Regions from separate parts of the Homo sapiens genome. Here region 2 is linked to region 1. Evidence: read pairs that join two places in POLR2A ChIA-PET (ENCODE). Cell type or tissue: HepG2. All regions are shown on one strand. Each heading gives the region's core, and the rest is flanking DNA. Links, peaks and the distances in the headings are about the cores only.

Region 1 (5,379 bases), core at 270-5,269:
CTGGGCAACATGGCAAAACCCCATCTCTTTTTTTGTCTCAAAAAAAAAACAGGGGTAGGGGGTTAGGAGGGACTGTGGCTCATGCCTGTAATCCCAACACTTTGGGAGGCCAAGGAGGGTGGATTGCTGGAGTTCAAGAGTTTGAGACCAGCCTTGGCAACATGGCAAAACTCTATCTCTACAAAAGATACAAAACTAGCTGGGTGTGGTGGCACACACCTTTGGTCCCAGCCACTCGGGAGGTAGAGGTGGGAGGATGGCTTGAGCCCAGGAGGTTGAGGCTGCAATAAGCCATGATTGCCACTGCAGTCCAGCATGGGCGACAGAGCAAGACCCTGTCTCCAAAAAAATAAAAAACAAACGGGGAGGGGGGGGAAAGGAGTGAAATTAACATGGCCAAGTTGCGTAGCTAATAAAGTGGCAAAAGGAAGGATTTGACACCGTGATTCTCTAACTGCAAGGTTTGTGCCACTCTGCCTTTCAGTTTCCACGGGCTGTGAGGGACCAGTAGGTCTCAGCTTACACGGGCGTTCTAATGAGTACAGAAGGAACATGAATGCAGGAAAGTCGTGCCAGCAAAGACTTAATGAGAACCTGCTGTGGTGGCTCTGGCTGACCTGCAGGAGCTTTAGCACTTGCTAATGGAGCCATGGATTTGGCTTCAACCCTGCATACAGCAAGTGGATTGGACCTTCCATCAAACATACAAATCTGTCCTTTATCGATTAATTAAACATTTGCTGAGCCAGGACCTGTATTAGACCTTAGGATATGGAGTAATAGACTCTGACACTTAACAGTTAGGGAGGAGTAACTGACTTTATTGATTATGCACCTACTAGGTGCCACCATTCCTTCTTCTGTACACTGCCTCTGTTATCACAATGATCCTGTGAGGTAAACAGTCATGGCCCCATTTTAAAAATGACAACTTAATCCTGGTAAATCCAGGGGATTAAAAAATAAAAATGAGAACTTAAGTCACCATAGTGTCTGTAGAAATAAATTTTAAAAAATTGTTTTAATGAAAATGAGAAAAACCGAAGCACAGAGAGATGAAGAACTTGCCTAAGTTCACAGAATCAGTGAGCAGTGGTGCTATGTATTGGCCTGACTCCAAAACACATGCTCTCAGTCACATTTACCATCTCATACACTGACATGCATACCCAATTTGGCCTCTGAAGCAAAGCTGACCTCCAAAACAAAAGATGCCTGAGCCAAGGCCAGAGTCGTTTCTGTTTTTTTTTTTTAAATTCTTTTTTTGTGATGGAGTCTCGCTCTGTTGCCCAGGCTGGTGTGCAGTTGCACGATCTCGGCTCACTGCAGCCTCAGCCTCGCGAGTAGCTGGGATTACAGACATGTGCCACCACGCCCAGCTAATTTTTATATTTTTAGTAGAGACAGGGTTTCACCACGTTGGCCAGGCTGGTCTGCAACTCCCAACCTCAAGCCATCTGCCCGCTTTGGCCTCCCAAAGTGCTGGGATTACAGGTGTGAGCCACCGTGCCCAGCCTAAAAATTCTTTATCCTCAAGTTCAACAGTCATTTCTAAGAATGATATCTTTTGTCTGCTTCATGTAACTGATGCCCAGCAGAATCCTACCTGGCTTATCAACTTGACAGATGCCCCCATCACAGGGTTTCTCATCCACTTTCATCTCTTCCTGGTTATTTGCTAAATGGTGAAACAGTTTGTCTTCAGAGGCCCCTGAACTTCTTTCTCTCACTCTTTTTGAGACAGTCTCACTCTGTCACCCAGGCTGGAGTGCAGCGGTGGGATCTTGGCTCACTGCAGCGTCAACCTCCCAGGCTCAAGTATTCCTCCCACCTCAGCCTCCCAAGTAGCTGTGACTACAGATGTGCACCACCACTCCCAGATAATTTTTTGGTATTTTTTTGGGAGATGGAGTTTTGCCGTGTTGCCCAGGCTGGTCTTGAACTCTTGAGCTTAATCACTCTACCTTGGCCTCCAAAGTGCAGGGATTACAGGCATGAGGCACCTCGCCCGGCCCCCTGAACTTCTCTATGATGTCTATTGTCTCAACTCTTTTCAAAGACTAAGGAAAGTTCCAGCCATCAAAATTTTATATCACTGTATCTGTTTCTCAAGCACAGAGTCTTGGGTTGGGGCCTCAGAATATGCATTTAAAAAGATGCAACTCAAGTGTTATGGACTAAATGTTTGTGTCCCCCCAAAATGCCTATGCTGAAATCCTAAGACCCAGTGTGACAGTATTAGATAGGCCTTTGGAGGTAATTAGGTCACGTGGGTAGAGGCTTCATGAATAGGATTCTCCCTCATAAGAGAAATGAGAGTTGCTCTTGCTCCTTGTTCTCCACCATGTGAGGAAATGAGAGGACGGCAGTCTGCAAACCAAGAAGAGGGCCCTCACCAGACACAGAATTGGCCAGCGCCTTGATCTTGGACTTCCAGCCTCTGGAACTGTGAGAAGTAAATGTTTGTTGCCTAAGCCAGTCAGTCTATGGTAAGTTGTTACAGTAGCCTGAAATGACTGAGACACTAAGCGATTTTTTTTTTTTTTTTTTTTTTTTTTTTTTTTTTTTTTTTTTTTTTGAGGTGAAGTCTCACTCTGTCACCCAGGCTGGAATGCAGTAGCTTGATCACTCTCGGCTCACTGCAACCTCTGCCTCCCGGGTTCATGTGATTCTCCTGCTTCAGCCTCCCTAGTAGCTGGGACTACAGGCGTGCACCACCAACTTTTGTATTTTTAGTAGAGATGGGTTTCACCATGTTGGCTAGGCTGGTCTTGAACTCCTGACCTCAGGTGAGATCAGGTGAGATCCACCTGCCTCGACCTCCCAAAGTGCTGGGATTACAGGCATGAGCCATTGTGCCTGGCCTGACACTAAGCATTTTTTTTTTGGGGGGATGGAGTCTTGCTCTGTTCCCCAGACTGGAGTGCAGTGGCGTGATCTCAGCTCACTGCAACCTCCGCCTCCCAGGCTCAAGCGATTCTCCTGCCTCAGTCTCCCAAGTAGCTGGGATTATAGGCATGCATCACTACAACCCGGCTAATTTTTGTATTTTTAGTAGAGACGGGGTTTCACCATGTTGGCCAGGCTAGTCTTGAACTCCTGACCTCAAATGATCCACCCGCCTCTGCCTCCCAAAGTGCTGGGATTACAGTCATGAGCCACCACGCCCGGCCGACACTAAGCAATTCTTAAAATGTACACTGAAGTTTGAGAACTGCTCCAGAGAATTTGCCACAGTGGAATAGCTCTTCACAGCAGGTCCCTAGGTCAGGACTAGGAAGCTTGTTGATTTAGTAGTAAGCAAATACTTGCATTGCTTCCCACTCTGTGTCACTGACTAAGTCAGACATGGCAGGCTGGGGACAGTGGCTCACAGCTGTAATCCCAGCACTTTGGGGGGCCAAGGTGAGAGATTACTTGAGTCCAGGAGGTTGAAACTAGCCTGGGCAACATAGTGAGATCTTGTCTCTAAAAAAATAAAATATTAGGCCAGGCGCGGTGGCTCATGCCTGTAATCCCAGCACTTTGGGAGGCTGAGGCGGGCAGATCACCTGAGGTCAGGAGATCAAGACCAGCCTGACCAACATGGAGAAACCCCATCTCTACTAAAAATACAAAATTAGCCGGGTGTGGTGGCACATGCCTATAATCCCAGCTACTCGGGAGGCTGAAGCAGGAGAATACCTTGAACCTGGGAGGTGGAGGTTGAAGTGAGCCAAGATCATGCCATTCAAAATAAAATAAAAATAAAACAAAATAAAATAAAATATTAGTTGGGCATGGTGGCATGAACCTGTAGTTCTAGCTACTCAGGAGGCTGAGGTGGGAGGATTGCTTGAACTCGGGGAGGTTGAGGCTGCAGTGAGCCAAGATCATCCCACTGCGCACCAGCCCGGGTGAAAGAGCAAGACCCTGTCTCAAAAAAGAAAAAAGAAAAAAAAAAAAAAGGCCAGGCATGGTGGCTCATGCCTGTAATCCCAGCACTTTGGGAGGTCAAGGCAGATGAATCACCTGAGGCCAGGAGTTCGAGACCAGCCTGACCCACATGGAGAAACTCCGTCTTTACTAAAAATACAAAATTAGCTGGGCGTGGTGGTGCATGCCTGTAATCCCAGCTACTTGGGAGGCTGAGGCAGGAGAATCGCTTGAACCCAGGAGGTGGAGGTTGCGGTGAGCCGAAATTGTGCCACTGCACTCCAGTCTGGACAAGAGCAAAACTCCGTCTCAAAAAAAAAAAAAAAAAAAAAAGAGACATGGCCCTTGCCCTCATGAAGCTTTCATCTAGTAGGGAGACAGTTATCAAATAACTGCACAAATAATTCTTTTTTTTTTTTTTTTTTTTGAGACAAAGTCTTGCTCTATTGGCAGGCTGGAGTGCAGTGGCGCGATCTTGGCTCACTGCAACCTCCGCTTCCCGGATTCAAGCAATTCTCCTGCCTCAGGCTCCCGAGAAGCTGGGACTACGAGTGTGCGCCACCATGCCCAGCTAATTTCTGTATTTTTGGTAGACACGGGGTTTTACCATGTTGGCCAGGATGGTCTCGATCTCTTGACCTCGTGATCTGCCCGCCTCGGCCTCCCAAAGTGCTGGGATTACAGGCGTGAGCCACCGCGCCTGGCTTTTTTTTTTTTTTTTTTTTTTTTTTTTGAGACGGAGTCTCACTCTGTCACCAGGGCTGGAGTGCAGTGGCGCGATCTCCGCTCACTGCAAGCTCCACCTCCCGGTTCACGCCATTCTCCTGCCTCAGCCTCCCGAGTAGTTGGGACTACAGGCTCTCGCCACCACGCTCGGCTAATTTTTTGTATTTTTAGTAGAGACGGAGTTTCACCGTGTTAGCCAGGATGGTCTTGATCTCCTGACCTCGTGATCCACCCACCTCGGCCTCCAAGAGTGCTGGGATTACAGGCGTGAGCCACGGCGCCCGGCCACAAATAATTCTTTAAAGTACAGGTTTCTGGGCCCTACTGAAGAAATATGGTTGAATAGGTCAAAGGTAGGATCTGGAAACAGGTACGCTTTTGTAGGCTTCCCCCAATGAACTCGATGAGCGGCCTGGTTTGGGAATGTCTAGTGTAGTGGAAAAAGCATGCATGACCTTTGGGATGAGACCCAGGTTCAAATCCTGCCTCCACCACTCCCACACCTCTCTGAGCCTCAGTTTCCTCATTGGTAAAATGGGAATTATGACACTCTGCAGGAATTCTTATAAGGATTCAATGACAGAAGGGGAGCCACATTTTAGTGTCCCTCCTTCTTTCCCTCTAAATGTGGAATGAAAGAAAAAGGTTTTGTTTTTTACTGATGGGAATTCAAACTTCAGGGTCACAAGCTAAGAACTATTTTGAGGTCAACAAGTCCTTCCTGATAAATGAAATCTT
Region 2 (5,379 bases), core at 106-5,105, 1.0 Mb after region 1:
ATTTATTCATGTTTGTTGAGAGCTAATATTTTATACTATTAATAAAATATTGTATAGCATTTTCATGATTGCAGTTTTTCATTGTTTATGGTCATCTTCATTAATCCATTGTTCTTAGTCATTTAGAGGTCTGAAATTTGGCTTTAAGCAATATTGTGATATATATCCTTACAGCCAATTTTCTGTGCATGTCAAGCAATTGTGTTTTAAAAGTCCCCCACATATCTCATTTACCCTCTGAATTCTTTATTTTCCTTTTGTTTACTTAAACTGTAATCTCTCTTTTTTCACACTTCACCTGGAATGTAATCTCTTAAAAAGAAAAAACTTTCTGCAGAATTTAGGTTTTTTACAAAGGGAAAATTGGATTTTTGACTCTACTACTGAACTCTTGGTGGAGTGTCTAGTTAAAATTGGTCTGAGAACTTGATGAACAGAAATAGCTGCCTTAAGCATAGATGGGGAAGAATAATATTAATTTCTTGAACATTTCATTGTTTTCTTGTACTCTTGGGATTCTTTGTGAATCTAGTTTATACTACAGTATAATGTGTATACCCTTAAGGAAAGTGGGTTGCTGCATTTTGACTTGCAGAAGCATTTCACCTATGTCCCAACATAGTTGTCTTTAGTTGATAAACAAGGGAAGACCCTGGCAGTTAGTGAATTTATCTTTGGTTAGCAGATATTTTTTAAAAATGAGGGCTAGACAATGAAAAAGTTTGAGATGCACCTTTTTTTTTTTTTTTTTTTTTTTTTGACAGGGCCTCACTTTGTCATCCAGGCTAGAGTGCAGTGGTAAGATCATAGCTCACTACATCCTTGACCTCCTGGGCTCAAGTGATCCTCCTGCTTAAGCCTTCTGAGTAGCTAGGACTAAAGGTGTGTACTACCATATCTGGCTAATTTTCTTATTTTTCATAGAGATGGGGGTCTCACTGTGTTGTCCAGGCTGGTCTCAAAACTCCCAGCTTCAAGTGATCCTCCCACCTTGGCTTCCCAGAGTGTTGGGATTACAGGTGTGAGCCATTGCACCCAGCCAGAGATGCACTTTTTTTTGATGTAACCAAAGTGAGAATAATTATAAAGGAGCATGTTTCTTTTTTATTTTAATTTTAATTTTTTTTGTTGTATAAATGGAGTCTCCCTCTGTGGCCCTGGCTGGAGTGCAGTGGTGCGATCTTGGCTCACTGCAACCTCTGCCTCTTGGAGTCAAACAGTTCTCCTGCCTCAGCCTCCCGAGTAGCTGGGACTACAGGTGCACACTGCGACACCTGGCTAATTTCTTTTGTATTTTTAGTAGAGACGGGGTTTCACCGTGTTGCCCAGGCTGGTCTTAAACTCCTGAGCTCAGGCAGTCCGCCTGCCTTGGCCTCCCAAAGTGTTGGGATTACAGGCGTGAGCCACCACGCCCAGCTAAGTAACTTCTTTTTTAAATAAAATAATCATGGATTAATATAATAAAAACAAATTAGTGTTCTGTGTTTCTGAAATTAAGTCATTTAGTGCCAAACTTTCACATTCTAAATAGTTGTATCTGAAAATGTCTTGACTTCTCTTCCATTCTTTAAAGATGGTTTTGTTGGAAATAGAATTTTGAGTTGATTTTTATTGTTGTTATTGTTATTCTTTCAGCAATTTAAAAAATGTTCTTGACTGGGCGTGGTGGCTCATGCCTGTAATCTCAGCACTTTGGGAGGCTGAAGTGGAAGATCTCTTGAGCCCAGGAGTTCGAGACCATCTTGGGCAACCTAGTGAGACCCTGTCTCTACAAAAAATTGAAAAAATAGCTGGACATGGTGGCAGGTGCCTGGTCCCAGCTACTTGCGAGGCTGAGGTGGGAGGATGGCTTGATCCCTGGAGATCGAGGCTGCAGTGAGAGCTGCGCTTCAGCTTAGGCGACAGAGCGGGACCTTGTCTGAAAAAAAAAGGACCGAGGGCAGTGGCTCATGCCTATAATCACAGCACTTTGAGAGGCCAAGGTGGGTGGATCACCTGAGGTCAGGAATTCAAGACCAGCCTGGCCAACATGGTGAAAACCTGACTCTACTGAAAATACAAAAATTAGCTGGATGTGGTGGCGCATGCCTGTAATCCCAGCTACTGGGGCAGCTGAGGCGGGAGAATCGCTTGAACCCAGGACGCACAGGTTGCAGTGAGCCGAGATCACACCACTGTATTCCAGCCTGGGTGACAGAGTGAGACTCCATCTGAAAAAAAAAAAAAAGAAAGTGATTCCATGTTTTCTGGCCTCCATTACTCCAAATGATAATTCAACAGTCATTCAAATTATTATTTCCTTGTATGCAATGTGTTGTTTTTTTCTAGCTACCGTGAAGATTTTCTTTTTCTTCCTTTCTTTCTTTCTTTTTTTTTTTTTTTTTTTTGCTTTTCATTATTTCAATTATGATATACTTAGGTATGGCATTATTTGTATTGAATCTGCTTGATGTTCATGAAACTTGAATCTGTAAATTTGTCTTTTTTTGGGAAAATTTTGGCCGTTATTTCTTGAAATATTTTTTTCCTCATTGTCTCCTTCTGGAACTCTAAAATATAAATGTTTTAGTATTTTCCCGTAGGTCTTTGAGGCTCTTTTTTTTCTGTTCTTCAAATTGAATAATTTCTTGGTTCTGTCTTTATGTTCACAGACCTCTTTCTTTCTTCTCTCTCTCTTTTCTTTCTTTCTTTTCTCTTTCTTTCTCTTTCCCTCTCTTTTCTTTTCTTTTCCTTCTTTATTCTACTGTTAAGCCAATCTAGTAATATGAAAAAATAATTTAGATATTGTAGTTTTTAGTTCTAGAATTTACATTTTTGTGTGTGATTTCTTTCCCTACTGAGATTTCCTATCTTCCTTTATTTTGAGCATATTTTTCTTTCGTTATTTGAACATAGTTACCATAACTGCCTTAAAATCCTTGACTGCAAACTGTAGAATCTGGGTCATCTTAGGGTAGTCTCCTTGATTACTTTTTTTTTTTTTTCTTGAGAATGGGTCAGGTTTTTCCATTTCTTCTTATAGGGAGTAATTTTGGATTATATTCTGGATATTACAAATGATAAATGATAATTTATATATATAAATTTTGTTATGCCCGTCTTAAAAGCATTGATTTTCTTTTCTAAAGCAGGCAATTGATTAACTTACCTGAATTCAAGCTGCAAAACTGTCCCCCCATAGTAGGTGGCAGTGTACATTTCAGTTCAGTTCTCTTAGCTGGCCTACTTGGAGCCTGCTCTGTGCATGTGTGTTTCACGGATCAGCGAGAGATTTAGACAGATTTATGCAGATTTTAGGGCTCCCCTGTGCTGGTTCTCTCTCTCTCTCTTTTTAATGGTGTCTTACTTTATTTTCTTTGCAGTGGTGATGGTTGCTCTAGACTGTTTTTTGGCTTTTAAAGTCAGCAGAACTGTGAATTTTCCATTGGAGTTTTAGCTGCCCTACATGGTGCAAGGCTAAAAGATAAAACTTGGGGAAACTTGTCCAGTGCAGTTCCTTTCCTCCAAGTGCCAACTCCCCTCCAATATTTGCCTGCTTTTGTCACTCTCCAGTGCCTTCAGGTGTTTTTGTCTGGAAGTTATAGCTGTTATGATAGGCAGAGTTGATCCTATAGGAGGAACTGCCTGGTCTTACTAGAAGACTCAAACTTATTTTTTTAAAAACAGAAACCTTTAAATTTTAGAATAGTTTTAGATTTGTAGAAAAATTGCAAAAATAATACAGAGTTCTGAAATTTATTTTAAATGAAAGTATTTCTAAAATATATTAATGCTTCCTTGACTTTTGAAAATGCTGAGTTTGGCCAGGTGTCATGGCTCATGCCTGTAATCCCAGCACTTTGGGAGGCTGAGGCAGGTGGATCACCAGAGGTCAGGAAACCCTGTCTCTACCAAAAATACAAAAATTAGCTGGGCATGGTGGTAGGGGCCTGTAGTCCCAGCTACTCGGGAGGCTGAGGCAGGAGAATCCCTTGAACCCAGGAGGCGGAGGTTGCAGTGAGCAAAGATCATGCCATTGCACTCCAGCCTGGGCGACAAGAGCAAAACTCTGTCTCAAAAAAAAACCCGAAAATGCTGGGTTTAACTGCCAATTAATGTCAACATTCTGAATATAAATTCAGTAATGCAACAATGGCCTCGGGAGCCGTTGAGGCATGTAAGACTATTTTTGTCTTTCTGCTAAATGGCCTCAGCTATTGTGCTTTTCGAACCTAAATCTCCTTTGTGTGTGTGCATGTGTGGATGGGTGCATGCGTGCATGTGTGTGTGTATTTTGTATTTCTTCCTTTGCCAACTTAGCTCTATTGATGCAGCCCATTTCCGTTAATTTTCTATTGTAATTTGTTGTGGCTCAGTACACCAGATAAACTGTTAAAATTTGTTTGAAATAGGAATAAATGGTTTCAGGCCAGGCACGGTGGCTCACGCCTATAATGCTAGCACTTTGGGAGGCCAGGGCGGGCGGATCAAGAGGTCAGGAGTTCAAGACCAGCCTGACCAACATGGTGAAACCCTGTCTCTACTAAAAATACAAGAATTAGTCAGGCGTGGTGGCATGTGCCTGTAATCCCAGCTACTCGGGAGGCTGAGGCAGGAGAATCGCTTGAACCTGGGAGGTGGAGGTTGCAGTGAGCCGAGATCACGCCGCTGCACTCTAGCCTGGGTGATAGAGCAAAAAAAAAGAACAAATAGTTTCTGAGAGCTTGAATGTTGAGTTAATGAGTCAGGTACATCATCTTTAGTATCTGGTCTTGGTGACATTGGTGCCCAGAGGCCTTTTCTCTAGATGCCTGCTGTCAATACAATTGTCGCTACCTATACATGGCTATTCAGTGTTTGAAATATGTCTAGTTTGAGTTGAGATGTACTATAATTATGAAATATACACCAGATTTTAAAGATGTAGTACAAAGAAAAGAATGTAATAACTTTTTATGTTGATCATGTGTTGAATGATGTTAGATATATTGGGTTAAATAAAAAAATTTAATCACACTTGTTTCTTTTACTTTTAAGAAAATGTGGAATGCTTCACAAATTTGTGCGTCATTCTTGAACAGGGGCCATGCTAATCTGTTTTGAATTGTCCCAATTTTAGTATTCATGCTGTCAAAGTAAGTACTCTTTTTAAGTCTTCAATATGGCTGCTAGAAAATTTAATATAACATTTGTGGCCTACATTATATTGGTCGTAGCTCTGGCAATTTATCTTACTTGATAGTAGTGTCTATGAGTGAGATGGTGGTGGTTCTGTAAGAATCTTGAGATCAAGCAGGTGAGATTCTAGCATCTCCTTCTTTGCTCTGGTGTAAGAAACTATCATAGTGGTTGGTAGATAGTATGGACCTTGGAGTTTAAACCTCAGTTTTGACACTCCTC

Evidence for each region. Peaks named below come from ENCODE experiments on the same cell type or tissue, not always from the same donor. Only the 100,000 strongest peaks of a DNase experiment are listed, where the experiment ranks them.
Region 2: POLR2A ChIA-PET joins it to region 1 with 8 read pairs; 2 of 35 experiments call an interaction of 5 or more read pairs at or near these places.

Annotation. Positions count from the first base shown.
Region 1 is chr1:23,762,675-23,768,053 of GRCh38, forward strand. All of the region lies in intron 3 of ELOA-AS1 (ELOA antisense RNA 1), which reads right to left. Among named protein-coding and RNA genes, the nearest start is that of ELOA-AS1, 13 kb to the right of the region's middle. RefSeq lists a silencer at 3,125-3,419. In HepG2, for the core only: no CTCF peak of the experiment used is centred there; a DNase peak (open chromatin) is centred at 3,287.
Region 2 is chr1:24,772,858-24,778,236 of GRCh38, forward strand. The region is part of intron 1 of CLIC4 (chloride intracellular channel 4); the gene reads left to right. It also overlaps the pseudogene RNU6-1208P. Among named protein-coding and RNA genes, the nearest start is that of CLIC4, 30 kb to the left of the region's middle. In HepG2, for the core only: no CTCF peak of the experiment used is centred there; no DNase peak of the experiment used is centred there.